2 separate regions of the Homo sapiens genome follow, and region 1 is linked to region 2. Evidence: read pairs that join two places in POLR2A ChIA-PET (ENCODE). Cell type or tissue: PC-3. All regions are shown on one strand.

Region 1 (8,000 bases), 1.4 Mb after region 2:
TATCAGGAGTAAATTCCTCTAAATACAGAGGACAGGAATAAGACTAGCCAGAAATTATTTTTAGTTTCCCAAACTTAGTAAATTCTTGCCCATTTTAAGCTGAAAGGATTATTTTCTTTTCTTGCAACTAAGAAAACTTCTCCATTTTACTAATTCAGTCAATATTTTTAAGATAGCGAGAAATGTAATTTTTTCCATGCTTTGTGTAAGATTCTGTGTAAGTATAAATGTGCATGGTCATATTCCAGGCTGGTAATGAAGACACATCTTTTTAAAGCCAATTATCTTTTTAGGACTATCAAGATAATAATCACTGAAGGGGATTACTGCCTTAAAAGTGGAGCATGATGGCTCTCCAAGACTAGAGAGGGCTATAGTAACTGCCCATCCTGGACCTAATGAAGGGTTCTCAGAAGGTGACTCTTCAGTCATCAGACACCACAATGGACAGACAGTCTGTGATGTAGCTGTAAGTGCTCAGTGACAAGAGCATCTGTTGCCAGCTCCCTGTCCCTCCTCTGCCCTGCTCTGTCTTGTGTATGTCTTGAGGGAAGGTCTACGATATGACATCCTGGGTTGACAATGCATCCCAAGGAAGATGGCATAGCTTGTACAATGTTCCAAGACACGGGGCTCTGATTTGCACTGGGCTGGGTTGATGGCAAGGTGTATAAGTTATATCACATTCCTGTCCTCTGTGCAGAGTCTGACAAATAAAAAGTGGCTGAGGCACAAACCATGAGCTAAATAGGGCCTCAAGCATTCTACTTTTCCAAACACCATGGAAATTATAGTGTTAAAAAAACCAAGAGAGAGGAAAAGCTATAGTGTAGCTGTATTACTCATGGATCTCCAGAGAAACAGAACCAATAGAGGTATAGAGAGAAAGAGATTTAGTATAAGGACTTGGCTCACATAATTATACAGACTGACAAGTCCCAGGAACTGTAGGGTGAGTTGGGAAGCTGGAGACCCAAGAGACCCAATGGTGCAGTTCCATTCTGGGTCCAAAGGCATGAGAACCAGGTGGGCAGGTGGTGTAAATTCCAGTCCAAAGGTTGGTAGGCTGAAGACCCAGGAAGAACCAACATTTCACTTCAAGTCTGAAGGCAGGAAAAAGCCCATGTTCCAGCTTGAAGGACAGTAGGCAAAAGAAATTCTTTCTTACTTGGGGGAGGTTCAGCCTTTTCTTCTACTCAGGCTTTTGACTAATTGGATGTGTCCCACTCACATTAGAGAGAGCCATTTGCTTTACTCAGTATACCAATTTAAGTGTTACTCTCATCCAAAAACACCCTCACAGAAACACTCAGAATAATGTTAACTGAATATCTAGGCATCCCATGGCCCATCACAGTAACCACGTCAAATGCTAAGCAAATAGTTTTCCTTTTGTTTGTCTTAATACAAGTGAAACTTTTGTTTTTTTCCTTTTTTTATTATTCCTTTTGTCCATCTGGTTTAGTATAAACAAATATTTCTTTTGAACTTCAACAAATAAGCAATAGATGGCCAGTAAAATTGCACAGAAAACTCTTTTCCCTCCAGCTAAAGCAACTTCAAAATACATTTATTTAATAAAATAAAGAATCAATAAAATTTTAATTTTAAGCAGTCAGATTCAATGCCAAGTTGTCCTGGAAAGAAATTTGATAGGAATGCATGCTCCTTCTTTTCTTTGTAGCACATGTCAGGTTACAATCTGGTGCAAAGAAAGATGTGCAGCTGCAAAACTAGTGTCCCAGATCTAGCCATAATGATGTAACCTTGGGAAAGATTTTGCTCTCAAATAACTGATAATTTGATAAGGTGGGTAAGACAAACAAAAAAGACAGTAGACTGGTAACTACCTAAGGAAGGTGCAAAGTACTGGGGGAATCAAGAACAGAAGAGCCCCCATCCAGGTGGACATGAGCTTCACGAACAGTCTTTCAGAGGAAACCACCCTGATTTACAGTAAACTCACCCCTTTCTGGGGTCACACTTGAAACAGAATAGCTATACCCACAACCACTCCATCCAGGGACAAGAACTGCGTTCATTCAAACTCATGCCACGTTGTTTTTTCTCTCGGCTCTGCTCAGAGTGAAGTTCATCGTGCAGCAATGAGAAAAGCCCCCATAAAGTCATTCTGACATAAATATCTATAGACAAGAACTGTCACCATTGTCCTTGCGAACTCGTCTTGAAGAAGCATTCCAAGATGTGTGCAAGGGGTGTATGCCTGTGTGTGAATGAGGACAAGGAGGTGTGCAGCTCTTCTATGATTCTTGCCTCAGACTAACTAGATAGCTTTCCTATCAGTAAATAAGGGCACACTGAGTATTTGCTGTGAACCAGGCTCTATCATGAGGCTGTAAACAAAGAACTCAGATCCTGTCCTCCAGGAGCTTGGAGTCTAGATGGTCATAGAGCATTAAACAAATAATGACAAGTGCAGACATAAAGTATAGTTACAAGTTTAAAACTAAAGCCTACACAGCTGCCATACAGTGATTCTACCTCTGTTCTATGGTTCTAGGATCCACTGCTGCAAAGAAAAGGATTATTACTCTTGTCCTTGTACTGGGTTGTGTTGCAAACGTCTGCCTCAGCTCCCTGAAGACAGTCCTGTGGCCTCAGCATGGAGTCCTCACTCAGTCCCTGGGACCACTGTACTAAGCAGTGGTTCATAGCCTGTGTGAGCAAAAGGATCACCTGGGGTACTAGAGGGTAGATACCTGGCCTCACTCTCCCAGAAATTCTGATTCTGTGGATCTATGCTGTATTTGAAAAAGCCACCTGAGTATTTGAAAACCCACTTCACATAATAGCAGACAGTATATGAACCACCCCAAGAAACCATGTGAGACCAATGAACTAAAGACCAATGAACTAAAGCCTCCAATTTTCCTTATCCAGACAAATTAAAAATGTAATTTAATTGATATGCTACATTAGTTTCAGAATATCTCAAAAAACATATATTCACAAAATAGAATACCTTTTCCTGCCTTCAAAAGACAGTAAGTTGCAAATGATTACATTCTGAAAATAGAGGAATGTTCACAATCCTGATATTTAAACTCTTTGTAATGAGGTTTTTTTTAGTATATAACTTTAATATGTGCTCCAAATGAATAAAAAGATTATTCATTTATCATTCAGTTTTTTTAAATATTAACTGGTAAATCCCTCTTTTAGGAAGCATAAATAAATACCTAAGTGTAAAAAATATGCTAAACCAAATACTAAATACTGCCAACAATTCATAATGGAAATAAAATCAGCTTCAAAATCCAAGCTAAACCACAGATTAAACAGAGGGTTTTCATGTGACCTCGAAATCAATTCTTTTGTTTTCTTTTGCCATTTTTAATAACAAACAACTGAATTTTTTTAAAAAACATATTTTCATAAAATTGAATGTTGTTCTTTCACATAACATTGATTCTAAGGCAATGTCATCAATAGTCACAAGTAAAAGAAAAGGAACCTCCAAAGCCATAAATTCGATTGGAACTGAGATACCAAGTTTGTGAGTAAAGATCAGCAAATAATTTTTTACAAGATATTAAGACTTGTAAGGCTTAAGATATAAGCCCAGAATGATACAAACTTAGACGGACAGGCAGGAAGAGTAGGAACAGGAAAAACGTGTTTCCCAACATGTCATTGAGGGTTATTATTAATTCAGAAAAAGGAAATTTTGTGTTAAAAATTTCAAAACAATGAACATTAAAACTGCTCAGTTGCAAGGTCAGCACTGAAAATAAATAGAAATGGAATCATTATTTCAATTAGTGAACAGTTATCATGTAGATGCCCCAGTTCTGATACAGAGATCTATGTTAGAGACACAGGGTAAGTAATACACGCACTCACCACCTAGCCTGCAAAGTGACAGACAGATGTGCAGTTCATGTTGGGGCAAGATGTCTATTGCACTGGTCCTATGAAGCAGTGATTCAGAAACAGTAAAGAGGGCGTGGTGACTTCTTCCTGGGGAGTATGATTAGGATGGCCTCACAGAGGTGAGTATGTTGCAGATTTTGGGTTGGGCAAGTCTCTGGGTCAAAGCTTCATTAGCTTGGGGCAGTTGCTTGTTTAATTTGCTTGGAGTTCCTTCTTTGGACTTCGTCTTGATTTTCATTACAAATTCTTCCTGGGGAGTCCTTCACGTCCATGTGTTCAGCTATCATCCACATGTTTATGACTCCCAAAACTATGTCCTGAAACAAAAACCTCCTTCCTGTGATTCAAAATCACAGCCAAATTGCCTTCTGGATAAACTACAGGCCTCTCAAATTTGACACTTGTAAATCAAAATTCATTGACTTTTCCCCTATCCCTGCCCTCAACCCAAACCTCTACATCCTCTGTTACTTGCCTTTTCAATGACTCGCACAGCCCCTCAACTAGTGCCTAAGACAGAAATCATACGTAATCTCAGACTCCTTCCTCTTCTCTCCATATCCCAGCCACCAAGCCTGGCCTCTCCCACTTAAATCCCACATTCCTCTTATTCTTCCACAGTTGCAATCATAATTGATGCTCTCAGCCTGGTTTACCTGGTATCTCTGTCTCCAGTCTCATTCCCTTGCAATCCACCCTTGGCACTTCTGCCATGATGGACTGTAATTGACAGCTGATGATTTTGTTTCTCTTATTAAAATCCCCCAGTGCTGTCTCAGGATAAATTCTGTACTCCTCATGAATAAATTCTGCACCTTTCATGAACTGAGGCCTCTCATCCACCATCCTTTTTTCGCACTGCCCCAGGTAGGCACTCAGAGCTCTTCCCATACAACACTACTTCCCATGCCTTGGCATACACCGTCTTCTCTCCCTTTCTATCAACAGACCACCTTCTTGGCCAGCCCAACCTCTGCCCAGCTCAGTGACTTCCTCCTTTGGGGAGCCACCTCTGACATCCCCAGGCTGAGTCAGGTCACCCTCTTTTCCCCCTGCTTCCTGTGGCTGTCACTATTGAACACACCTTCCAGGGTTGGTAGTACTAGGACTCTTTGTCTGCCTCCTGCAAGCTGACATGTGAAGCTCAAGGGCAGAACTGTGTTCTGTTCATTTTTTTTTTTTTTCTTTTCACTTTAAGTTCTGGGATACATGTGCAGAACGTGCAGGTTTGTTACGTAGGTATACATGTGCCATGGTGGTTTGCTGCACTCATCAACCCATCGTCTAGGTTTTAAAGCCTGCAGGCATTAGGTATTCGTCCTAATGCTCTCCCTCCCCTTGCCCCCTACTCCCAACAGGCCCGGTATGTGATGTTCCCCTCCCTGTGAACATGTGTTCTCATTGTTCAACTCCCACTTATAAGTGAGAACATGCAGTGTTTGGTTTTCTGTTACCATGTTAGTTTGCTGAGAATAATGGCTTCCAACTTCATCCATGTCCCTGAAAGGACATGAACTAATTCTTTTTTTATGGCTGCATAGTACTCCATGGTGTATATGTGCCACATTTTCTTTATCCAGCCTGTTCATCTTTATAGTCCTTGTGCCTACCACAAAGCTTAACACATAAGAATACTTCAACTGTTTGTGGATTATCTTAATTAAGCAATGCCATTCACTGAATTTCATGATTATTCCCATTCAAAAGGAATAGTTTTAAAACCTCAGGAAGCATGTGACTATCCAACAAATTATACCCCTCGAAAACAAACTACCAACAGCGAAACTCCACACTTTCAAGTTATATAACTATCATACAAAAGCAACCGATTAGTATGGAACATTTGGGTCAACCAGTTGTTTTTTTCTACATTGTACCAAACACTTGATTTGGTGGTGGTGGTGGTTGTTTAAGTGTTGCTTAAACCATTATATTATCTCAGGCTTGCAAGGCAGCTGAGTCAATGGAGCAGTTGTTTAAGTATCATGTGGACTCAGTGTGCAGCTTTGGCAGATATTACTGAGTTACTGCAACCAATTCTCACCAGTGCTTTTTTGAGCATCTACTTCATAGCAGATGAATCCACAGACCCTACCTCCATGTTTCTCAGAATCTTAGCCCCTGGACCACCTTTATCCAACTCACCTGAGAGTCTTGCCAGAAATGCAGATTCTGGCACCCTACCCACAATATCCTAAACCAGAACCTCCAGAGGCAGGGCCTGGCCATGTGCATTTTAAGAAGGTCCATCCTACTGATATAATCCAAACTCAAGTGTGAGTGGCACTGGTCTACTCTTCAGTCAGTCCTACAGAAAGTGTAAAGAAAGGATAAAGAAGTAGGGTGATGAGGGAGTGAGGGGAGCCAAGCAGGAGAGTGACGTGGTAGAACACTGGAACAGCTACTCACAAAGAGATCCAATACAGTAATGGTATACACAAAAAGAGTTTATTTCTGTTTCACATAAAAGTCTGGTTGTATTTGGTCCTGGGCTTATACAGAGGTATCATGGTGTCAAGGACTCAGGATTCTTCTATTTCTTCTATTAGCGCTTTTCTTCTATTAGATCTTCTAATACTTTGTGGTTCTGCCATCCTTAGGGTCTTTCTCTTAATCTATAAAGTCTAAGAGTTGTTCATTATCACCTCCTCATTTCAACCAGACAGAAGGAAAGGAAGAGGGTCCCTTCCCCTTAAAAGCACTAGCCAGAAGGTACCCTCGCCATGGCTGTTCATATTCCACAGTTTACCCACCTATCTCCGTCCAACTACAAAGGAGAGGGAGAAATGTACTGGGGAAAGGAGAAACCCGTGTGCCCAGCTAAAATGTGAGTTCTGTAACAATGGAGGGGAAAGAAAAATAGATAATGGAGTCAACTTGCTGCCTCTGTCACCTGAGAGGAGAAGGGGAAGCGGGAGGGGAAGAGTAGGAAGGGGAGGTAAAAGGGAATGAAAAAGAATATAAAATTTACTATTGTCCATTTTTCAAAAGCCCCTACCCCTGCCCACCCACCGCCACACATCTATTCTAGTCTGCTGTTCCTGATTTTCTAAGCTTCTTTAATCAAGCCTGTTGCATTCACTTTCACTCACACCCCTCTAGCCTTGGCCTTGGACATTGACTTTGATTGGAAAACAATCTGCTGCCAATTCTTCCAATATTATCAGCATAATGGGCTGCAGGCACAATCTGTTTCTCAAAGTTCTCTGCTTTATGTTAAAAGTCAGGGGCCCAAGGATGAATTTCAAACAATAGAGTTGCCTTATTTGCGGTTCGAGATGGTTGGTCAGTCAGCCCTATCCCAGCACTCTTTGTAGGTGAATGATGTGGGCAGTGTTGCAGACCTGTGCTTGATGAACTGAATCTCCACGTGCATAATCACCCTGACTTTCAGGTGAAAACTGCCCTGGTTTATAGTCTGGTTGCTGGAGAAAGTCTAAAGTGTGAAGGAACAGGTAGCCTCAGTGTTATCCGGACACTCTAGCTACCTTCCTGTGGAGTAAGGATTCCCATGGCCTCATGCCCAAAGTGCTGACGTCTCAAGAACAACCCCCTCCAGCCTTTCACTGACCTAAGATGAACCATGTGACATTCATTCCATGGATCAGACATCAGGTCAGACCTTATTGCTTTTGGACAGCAGCCATTACATGATTTACGGAGCAAAGGATAGGTACAATACAAACCTCAGAGTACGTGACAAAGTTAGAGGGTATTTCTAAGCATGAAAATATGCAACATTTCAGGAGTAATGTCATAAAAAGAGGGATCAGACCAACAGATCACTGTCTCCATTTAACTGTAATCTCTAAAAATAACTTTAGCTCTCATTTCTGAGTCAGAGAGAAACTTTAGAAGTTACATTCATGCTTTTAGGAGGCAATATGTAACCCAACTTCTCCAAAACTAAACTTAAATATAATCTAAGTCAGAATTCAATCCCCCAAGGAGATTTCAGTATAGACTCAGATTCACAAAGCAGAGGAAGAGATAATGTGGTTTTATTCCAAAGCGCAGACTTAAACACATGGCAACCCTCATCATTCTCAAAGTTCCCAATTGCTTCATTTGCTCCCAAGAGTCAAGTGGCTTCTATAAGAAAATTA
Region 2 (8,000 bases):
TTATATTTTTACTAATTTTTATGCTTTTCTCATCCTGAACTTGCAGTGACTATATAAGACAAAAATTTCTATACCTTCCTAGGTGTATTAGTCTGTTCTTGCATTGTCATAAAGAACTACCTAAGACTGGGTAATTTATAAAGAAAAGACGTTTAATTGGCTCACATTTCTGCAGGCTGTACAGGAAGCATGGCTGGGAGGCCTCAGGATACTTACAATCATGGTAGAAGGTGAAGGGGAAGCAGGCACATCTTACATGGCTGGCGCAGGAGGAAGAGGGCAAAGGGGGTGGTGCCACACACTTTTAAACAACCAGATCTTGTGAGAACTCACTCATTATCACAAGAACAGCAAGGGGGAACTCCACTCCCATGATCCCATCACCTCCCACCAGGCCCCTCCTCCAATATCAGGGATTACAATTTGACATGAGATTTGGGTGGGAACACAAATCCAAACTGTATCACTAGGGTTATGATAATTTATCAGACCCAAAGTAAAAGCATGATCTCAGCCTAGTCAAGGAAGCAAGCTCTAGGTTTTATATCAATTGGCTCTTCTTAGGATGTAGGGTGTACTGGCTACAACATCCAAGGAAATTTAACTCTGAACTTCTCAGCTGGGATCCTTTTCACAGTTGAATTTTGATTTCTATGCTTGCCGCATATCTTCTCTCTACCCTCCTACATCTGCTTGGTGCCCCTGTTCTCTGCCCTGGGAGCCTGCCCTGTGTAGGTGCATGTATGGGATCATGGAGACTCTGCCTTCTGGTTGGGTTCAGCTAGTGGGGTGCCCAACGTGAGATCAGAGGCAGGCAGGAGGTGTCAAGGGCTGGTCCCTTCCCGCAAAGTGGTTTAGGCCAGCTGTGTCCCTCACTGCTCCTCTCAAGGTGGCCTGCTGTGCGTGACCCTCCCATACCATGTTTGGGTATTTCACATTCCTTGTCTCTTCTGTATGGATTCATAACAGCGCCAACACTACTAACCCTGGTATCCTGCACCACCCCAGGAGGCTTCGCTACACTCCCTCCTATTTTTGTAATTATTCCATCATTGAGTGATCTCGTTTTGCCATGCCACATGTTTCCTATTGGGATCCTGATGGTGGTGAGGGGTTTAGGAGAGGCAGAGAGGTGCTCGAGTGCTCTGGACGCCCAAGGAGTTTAACTCTGACTGGCCAGCAGAGGGCAGGGACAGGAAGGGTGTCTCCATGCAAGCGTGCCGATTTTACAAGATGGCGTCCAGTTTGGTCAAAACAGCCCAGAAGGCTTGCCTCAGGAACAGGCCTGCTGCGGACACCCCCAGGAGTGAGGGTACAGGAGACCATGGAAAGGCATCTAAGATGACAAGCTTGGCTGGGGGAACAAGACAATCCTCAAGGTGAGAATTACAACTTCCAGCATTATTGTAGACATAGCATAAAAAACATTCATCAAACCCACTGCCAAAGGAATTGTCCTTAAATACAAGTCCGTAAACATCAAGCAGTTGCGGCAGCCTCTGCTGCTCAGCAGAGCCTGGTTCTTCGTTTCTTAAATCGGCATCATCATTACTATTGTTGCCCAACTTCAAATGTACTGGCTTAGGTGAGTGGGTGATTTGCCGAGATCACGTCTTCATGGACTAACTGGAGAGCGAAGGCAATTATGCAGATAATTCACCCAAGAGCCTCACTTTGCTGAAGTTCGGTAATTACCTGAAGAGCTTGTTTTTCAGTGTCTCCAATGGCACACTCAGACAAAAACATTTCTGTTTTCTGGATGATGGCCTCGCTTCTTTGGCTGTGTGACTTTCGCCCCAGTGGAAAAGTGATATTCATCATATTATGGTCTGTGAGCCTGTGAAATCAATAAACAAGGCGTCGTGATCTGGGCTGGTAACAGCTCCAACTGTGCACGGCAAAACCCCCAGAGCTGTTCATTCTCCCACCACGCAATTCCCCTCTCATTCTGTAGGCCTGAGGCCAGGGACCCAGCCTCTCTTTTGTTGCATTTCTGAGATGATGGTCTCCATTGCAAAGGTAAGTCTTTCACTGAGCTGATTTAAACAGCATAGGAACCCCCACTGCATATCTAATGAATTAAAACCTTGAGTTCAGTGTTGGTGAGAGGTGACTGGCCACTTTGCGAAAACCAGCTCATGAGGCTGTTCCTTGGGCTCCTCAGTGTGGCCAGCACATGTGGGCAGCTGCCTGGGGGATATGATTTGGAGGACGCAAGGAAGGACCCTTGGCCTTCCACAGTGCCTGTGATTCCACTGTTAGAGATATACTTCTTTGGCTCTTAAACTAGTGATTTCCACTTTTAAGAGCCTCATACTAAAATGTTACCTCTAAGAGAAAGGATATTTCCTTGGGACCACATGAGTGCAAACAATGATGGCAATGCTTGTTCTGTGCTTACAAGATCCCACTTCATCCTCAGAAGCTCTGTAGCAGGAAGGTACCATTATCATCTCCATTTTGTAGATGCGGCATCCGAGGCACAGAAAGGTTCAGTAAGTTGCCCAAAACCACATAGAGAATAAGTGTGGGGGCCAGGACTGGACCGGGGCAATCAACCTGGATCACTGCTTCTTTCTTCTGCTTCTTGGAAGCTATTAGGTGACTGCAAAAGGAATTGCCGTTTTTGCATTATTGGAACTTGCTGTTTAACATTGGAACATATTCTTAAATAAATGTAATTATGTTATACATCATTTTAATGGGCATTTCTCACTTTTTTTTTTGCTAATGACGTTACTTGCTGTTTATGTTTATTTTAGACTATGGAAATGATGTTAGACAAAAAGCAAATTTGAGTGATTTTCTTATTTGAGTTCAAAACGGGTCATAAAGCAGTGGAGAAAACTGGAAACATCAGCAATGCTTTTGGCCCAGGAACTGCCAAGGAATGTACAGAGCAGTGGTGGTTCAAGAAGTTTTGCCAAGGAGACGAGGGCCTTGCAGATGAGGAGCGGAGTGGCCGGCCATTGGAAGCTGACAATGACCAATTGAGAGCAATCATGCTTTAAAATTGGTGAGGATGTAAAGTCATGAAGAGGGAATTGGTTTAGGGGCAACACACCTCTGAGAGTGCCCTCCAGAGTTGTGTGACACAGTGGCCCAGAGAGAGTGTAGAATCTCCAGGGCTATCCAAAACACTAAATTCTTTGGTACTTATTCATTGAATCAATGGAGAGACTTTAGGGATGGCATTTGGTACAGATCTGTAAGTAATGTATGAACATCCTTGGTCTCTAATAGCAGTAACGACAATTTTAATCATCATAATTATTTAGCCTGTACCTGCTCTGTGCACAGATCCTGTGCCATGTGCCCTGTCACACTTAACCGTTACAAGAGCCTGTGAATTACAGATGATATTCCTATTTTATAGACCAGGAAACTAAAGCTCGGAGAGAGTCAGAATCTCTGATCTTACGCAGTGTCTTGGTCTGCTCCGGCTGCCATAACAAAGTATCACAGACCGAGTGGCTTCAACAACAGGCACTGATCAGGCACTGATTGCCTAATAGTCTTGGAGGCTAGAAGTCCAGGGTCACCTGTTGAAAGGAGGACTGGTTTCCCCTGAGGCCTCTCACCTTGGCTGGTAGGTGGCCGTCTGTGTGTATCCCAGGTGTGTCTCTGTGTGTCCAATTTTCCTCTTATAAGGACACCAGTCAGATTGGATTAGGGCCTACCCTAAAGACCTCATTTTAACTTAATCACATCTTTAAAGGCCTTTTCTCTAAATATAGTCACATGCTGAGTTACTTGGGGTTAGAGCTTCAACATATAAATTGGGAGGGGTGGGGTTCAGGGATACAATTCAGTCCCTTTCAGACAGCAAGTAGGATGAACTAAGGAGAAAAATGGGACTAAGGCGGTCATTAAGTCTCATTAGATCCCCTCTCAGAAGCCAGGCCTGGGGCAGGGGAGGTTTAAAGGTAAGAGCACCCACATGAGGCCAGGAGGACAGAGCATGTCTCTCTCCTTCCTGCACCCCTTCCTTCCATCCCATACTAACTAATCAGTCTTCCCTATAGGTCAAAAGTATTGAATGGTTCAGTTAATTTCCTTCAGCCTAGAACCTAAACTCCAGAGTTATAATGAGAGACCCGTTCGCGCCCACTGTGCACCAGGGCCAGATCGGAGCTGATGGGGAACCATGCCAAACACAACACCATTCCTTAGCGCATAGTTGAGGTGGAGCATGTGGAATGGGCCTGAGGTTCCTTGAATTCTTTTCGAGGCTGAGATCTATGCAGCCCTACGCCCCCAAAGCCCTCTCTCTGCATTCAATTTGTAGCAAAGTAAACAATTTGTAGCCAGTAAACAGGGAGTCCATTGTGACAATGTTCTGGGGACTGGGCTTCAAAGAGGCCTTTTGTTCTAAGTGATATTTAAAAATTCTTCATTAGCTATAAAAAGTTGTTTTAAAAACTCTTTCCCAGACACCCAAATGCCTCTCATATGAAAAAAAAAAAAAAAAAAAAACCCACAAAGCTTATGAATAACAAGGAATGGTCATTTGTGGCCCAGACTTCTAGTCTGGTCAAGTCAACAGGGTGTGCGAGGCTCAAAGAGAGAAGCTGCAGGCGAGGGAGCTGAGCCTCCTGCTGTGACAGGACTGAGGCGCTGCTGGGGACAGGAGTAAGACCATGAGCAAAACGAAACTGTCTGCAGTGTCGAGCCCTGTGATACGTGCACTATTGCTTGGGGACAACTTAAAGAAGGCAGGGCCACTGGCTCCCACTGTGGCAGGGGGCATCCTTCATCCAGGTTAGTTATCTAAACTGCAGTGTGAATGTTGCCCCCGCAGGGGAGTACACTGAGGTAAACCTGAGCCAGGCACAGCAAAAAGCTCTAGAAGAAGAAAGCAGGGAGCACCTGAGCTAAGGAGACTGGGCATGTCTCGTGGAGGGGTTAGGACTCGAATGGATGCTTGAGGAATTTGGGCAGGGAAGTCTATTTTTCCCGTGGCTTCCCTAGGGACATGGAGAACCCCCAGCATCTATACTACCAAACCGCCTATATGACCCCAAAATGCTCCCAAGGGCACCATGAATGCAACTGTTTTTAAACAATGGCCTGTCCCCTAGGGCCCATCCTATCTCCAAGGCTGGCCTCTCTGGAAAGCAATATCGCTTGGGGCCTGAGAAGCAGGCTAGCTATGGAATCTCCACATCTCCAAGAACGTGCCCAGTTACTTCTCAGGAGCTCATAGGAAGCTTCTGCTGCCCTGCTGCCCATGGACTGGTCAAGAAACAGGAAGGTGCATTCTCTGAACACCCAATTTTGCAAAGATTATGGTCTAGTCATTTCCCTAATTGTCTCTTTCAGCTATAACGTCTTCACATCCTTTTTTTTTTTTTTTTTTTTCCTGAGACAGGGTCTTGCTCTGTCACCCAGGCTGGAGTGCAGTGGTACAATCATACATAGCTCACCGTAGCCTCAAACTCCTAGGTTCATGCGATCCTCCAGCCTCAGCCTCCCAAGTAGCTGAGACTACAGGCACACACCACAATGCCCAGCTAATTTTTAAATTTTTTGTAGAGGTGGGGTCTTGCTATATTGTCTGGGCTGGTCTCGAACTCCTGGCCTCAAGCAATCCTCCCTCCTCAGCCTCCCAAAGTGGTAGGATTACAGGTATGAGCCACTGCACCTGGTCCACATCCTATTCTTACTGAGGTGTTTGAGACCAAAATGCATTCTGAGAATTCTTAGATAAATTTCACTCTTTATGTACCAACGGAGGAACACTGCAGTCACCTAAGTCATGCCCCTCCTTATGCCAGTGAGGAAACTGAGGCCAAGACAAGGAGCCCAATGCCCAAGGCACCCCCAACAAGTTAGGGGTAGAGCTGAGCGACTCTCCCAGCACCCTCCTCCAAAGCATTGTTGGACACAGCGTGATTCTTGCCTCCTGCTCCTAGCTCATTCTTTAGTTTTCACAGTGAAAATTCCAACCCTTTATCTGATGGCATTTACTCCCATTATAATAGAAATATATTAACATTTGACCTGTGATCAGATCATTTCCTAGGAACAGGGTTTGGCAGGAGAGAAGGGAAGACCCTAAACTGTTCTTGTTGGTGCATGTGTGTATGTGCGTTTGTGTGTGGGGTTGTGTGTGTGTGAGACAGACCAGAAGGAAGATGGGCAAGAGTTAGGAGAAGGACAGAGAAAGGCAGAGACAAGTTTGCCCACTGCACAATATTGCCTCCATCTGGCCTGGCTTGGATGATCTGAAAGACTCTGATATTATCCAGAAGACCGGGGGTGCTGACCAAAGACTTCTCCAGGCACTCAGAAGTTGTCCTTCCAAGCATATTCCTTGGCTCTCCGAGAACCACAAGTAATTGATGACACCTCCCACCCCAGCCCCCGCCTTCTCCACATCCTATTCTTTCCAGCTTCTGGGCAGATAGATGTGCTTGTTTGTAGACTCATTCATTCCAGGCTTTGCAGTAATCTCAGACTTGACAAACACAGCATGGTCGCATTCATCATGGTCACCTGGTCCTCATTAGGGCCATCAGGGGAGGCCGGTGCCTGGCTTTGTGATGAGTGGTTCCTCCTCCACGTGGGCTCCAAAGTGCCCAGCAGCCTTTTGTTGTTTGCATGAAGGCCTTGGGTGACTCTGCCAGGCTCGGCTCAACATTTTCCACATGACTGATGGCATTCAAAACTTTGCAATGCCAATAGGCAAATGTCTTGACTGGCTTTGTTTCTTGTTGGTTCAGGTGGAATAATAAGGCTGATTCTGCCAGAAATGTCAGTGTGAAGCTGGGAGGTTGGTGTTTGTTCATAAGGACACAGGAAAGCAGATAGCTAAGTGACCGGGTGCCCCGGGGCCTGGGTGCCCAGTGCCAGTGGTCAGAAAGGTTGCTTTGGTGTTTTTCATTGTTAGTGAGACAGAGATGGTGTGCCTTAGGGGTAGGATGGGCCAACAAAAGGGGTCTTCCTGGGGGTTTTGCAAATGCCTTATGCTCACTGGCCAGGCTGTTGTGTTTTTGTTTGTTTGTTTGTTTTCATTTTTTTTTTGAGACAGAGTCTCGCTTTGTTGCCCAGGCTAGAGTGCAATGGTGCCATCTTGGTTCACTGCAACCTCCGCCTTCTGGGTTCAAGCGATTCTCCTGCCTCAGCCTCCCAAGTAGCTAGGACTACAGGAACATACCACCATGCCCAGCTAATTTTTGTATTTTTAGTACAGATAGGGTTTCACCATGTTGGCCAGGCTGGTCTTGAACTCCTGACCTCAAGTGATCCACCCACCTCGGCCTCCCAAAGTCCTGAGATTACAGGCGTGAGCCACCAAGCCTGGCACAGGCTGTTGTTAAATTCTGCTTCATGCAGTCTCTCAAAGCCACGTGGGGCCTGGGGGGTGGGGTGGAGGGTGCTCTGGGACTTGTCTTTCATTTCTGCAGCTGTGAGAACGGCTTGGCCTCAGCCACAGCCTTTTCTCCCATTTTTCTCTTGCTTCATTGGGACATTTCCGGAACCAAATATATTCAACTAGTCCTCAGCATCAGGAGGTAATCAAATATCTGAATGCTGGTCCTTCCATTGTCTGATGACCAGATCCAGCTGAAACATCCAATTTTGTAAAATATTCTGCTCTGGCATTTCCATAATTATCTCCTTCAACTGTAACGTGTTCACATCCTGTTCTAACTGAGGTGTTTGGGACTTACATGCTTTCTGATAATGATGATAAATTCCACCCTTTGTGCGCTAGAGTCATCAGGTGAAATTGCTTTCGCTAGGGTGTTTTGTTCTACTGTACTTTGACATGGATTCCGAAGTCTGCGTCATACAGAAGACAGGCGATTGTAATTATTATTTTGAAATGGACACATTGCTGAGCTCCTGGAAATGAGCCTAAAGATAAACATGAGGACTCAGGGGCCTTGAAATCCATACCAGGCAGCTTCCTGATTCTTGCAGGCCCGTTTGGTCACTGCCAGACTAAACAGAAAGCTGCCCCTCCCCTCCCTGGGCTGGCACTTTGGGGCTTT

The links. ChIA-PET counts read pairs that join two places held together with the same protein. Peaks named below come from ENCODE experiments on the same cell type or tissue, not always from the same donor. Only the 100,000 strongest peaks of a DNase experiment are listed, where the experiment ranks them.
Region 1: POLR2A ChIA-PET joins it to region 2 with 14 read pairs; 2 of 35 experiments call an interaction of 5 or more read pairs at or near these places.

Annotation. Positions count from the first base shown.
Region 1 is chr21:35,772,373-35,780,372 of GRCh38, forward strand. No RefSeq gene overlaps it. Among named protein-coding and RNA genes, the nearest start is that of MIR802, 56 kb to the left of the region's middle. In PC-3, no CTCF peak of the experiment used is centred here; DNase peaks (open chromatin) are centred at 3,969 and 7,509; H3K27ac peaks cover 3,322 bases.
Region 2 is chr21:34,329,048-34,337,047 of GRCh38, forward strand. No RefSeq gene overlaps it. Among named protein-coding and RNA genes, the nearest start is that of KCNE2, 31 kb to the right of the region's middle. RefSeq lists an enhancer at 5,530-8,000. In PC-3, a CTCF peak has its summit at 1,178 (motif pointing right); no DNase peak of the experiment used is centred here; H3K27me3 peaks cover 697 bases.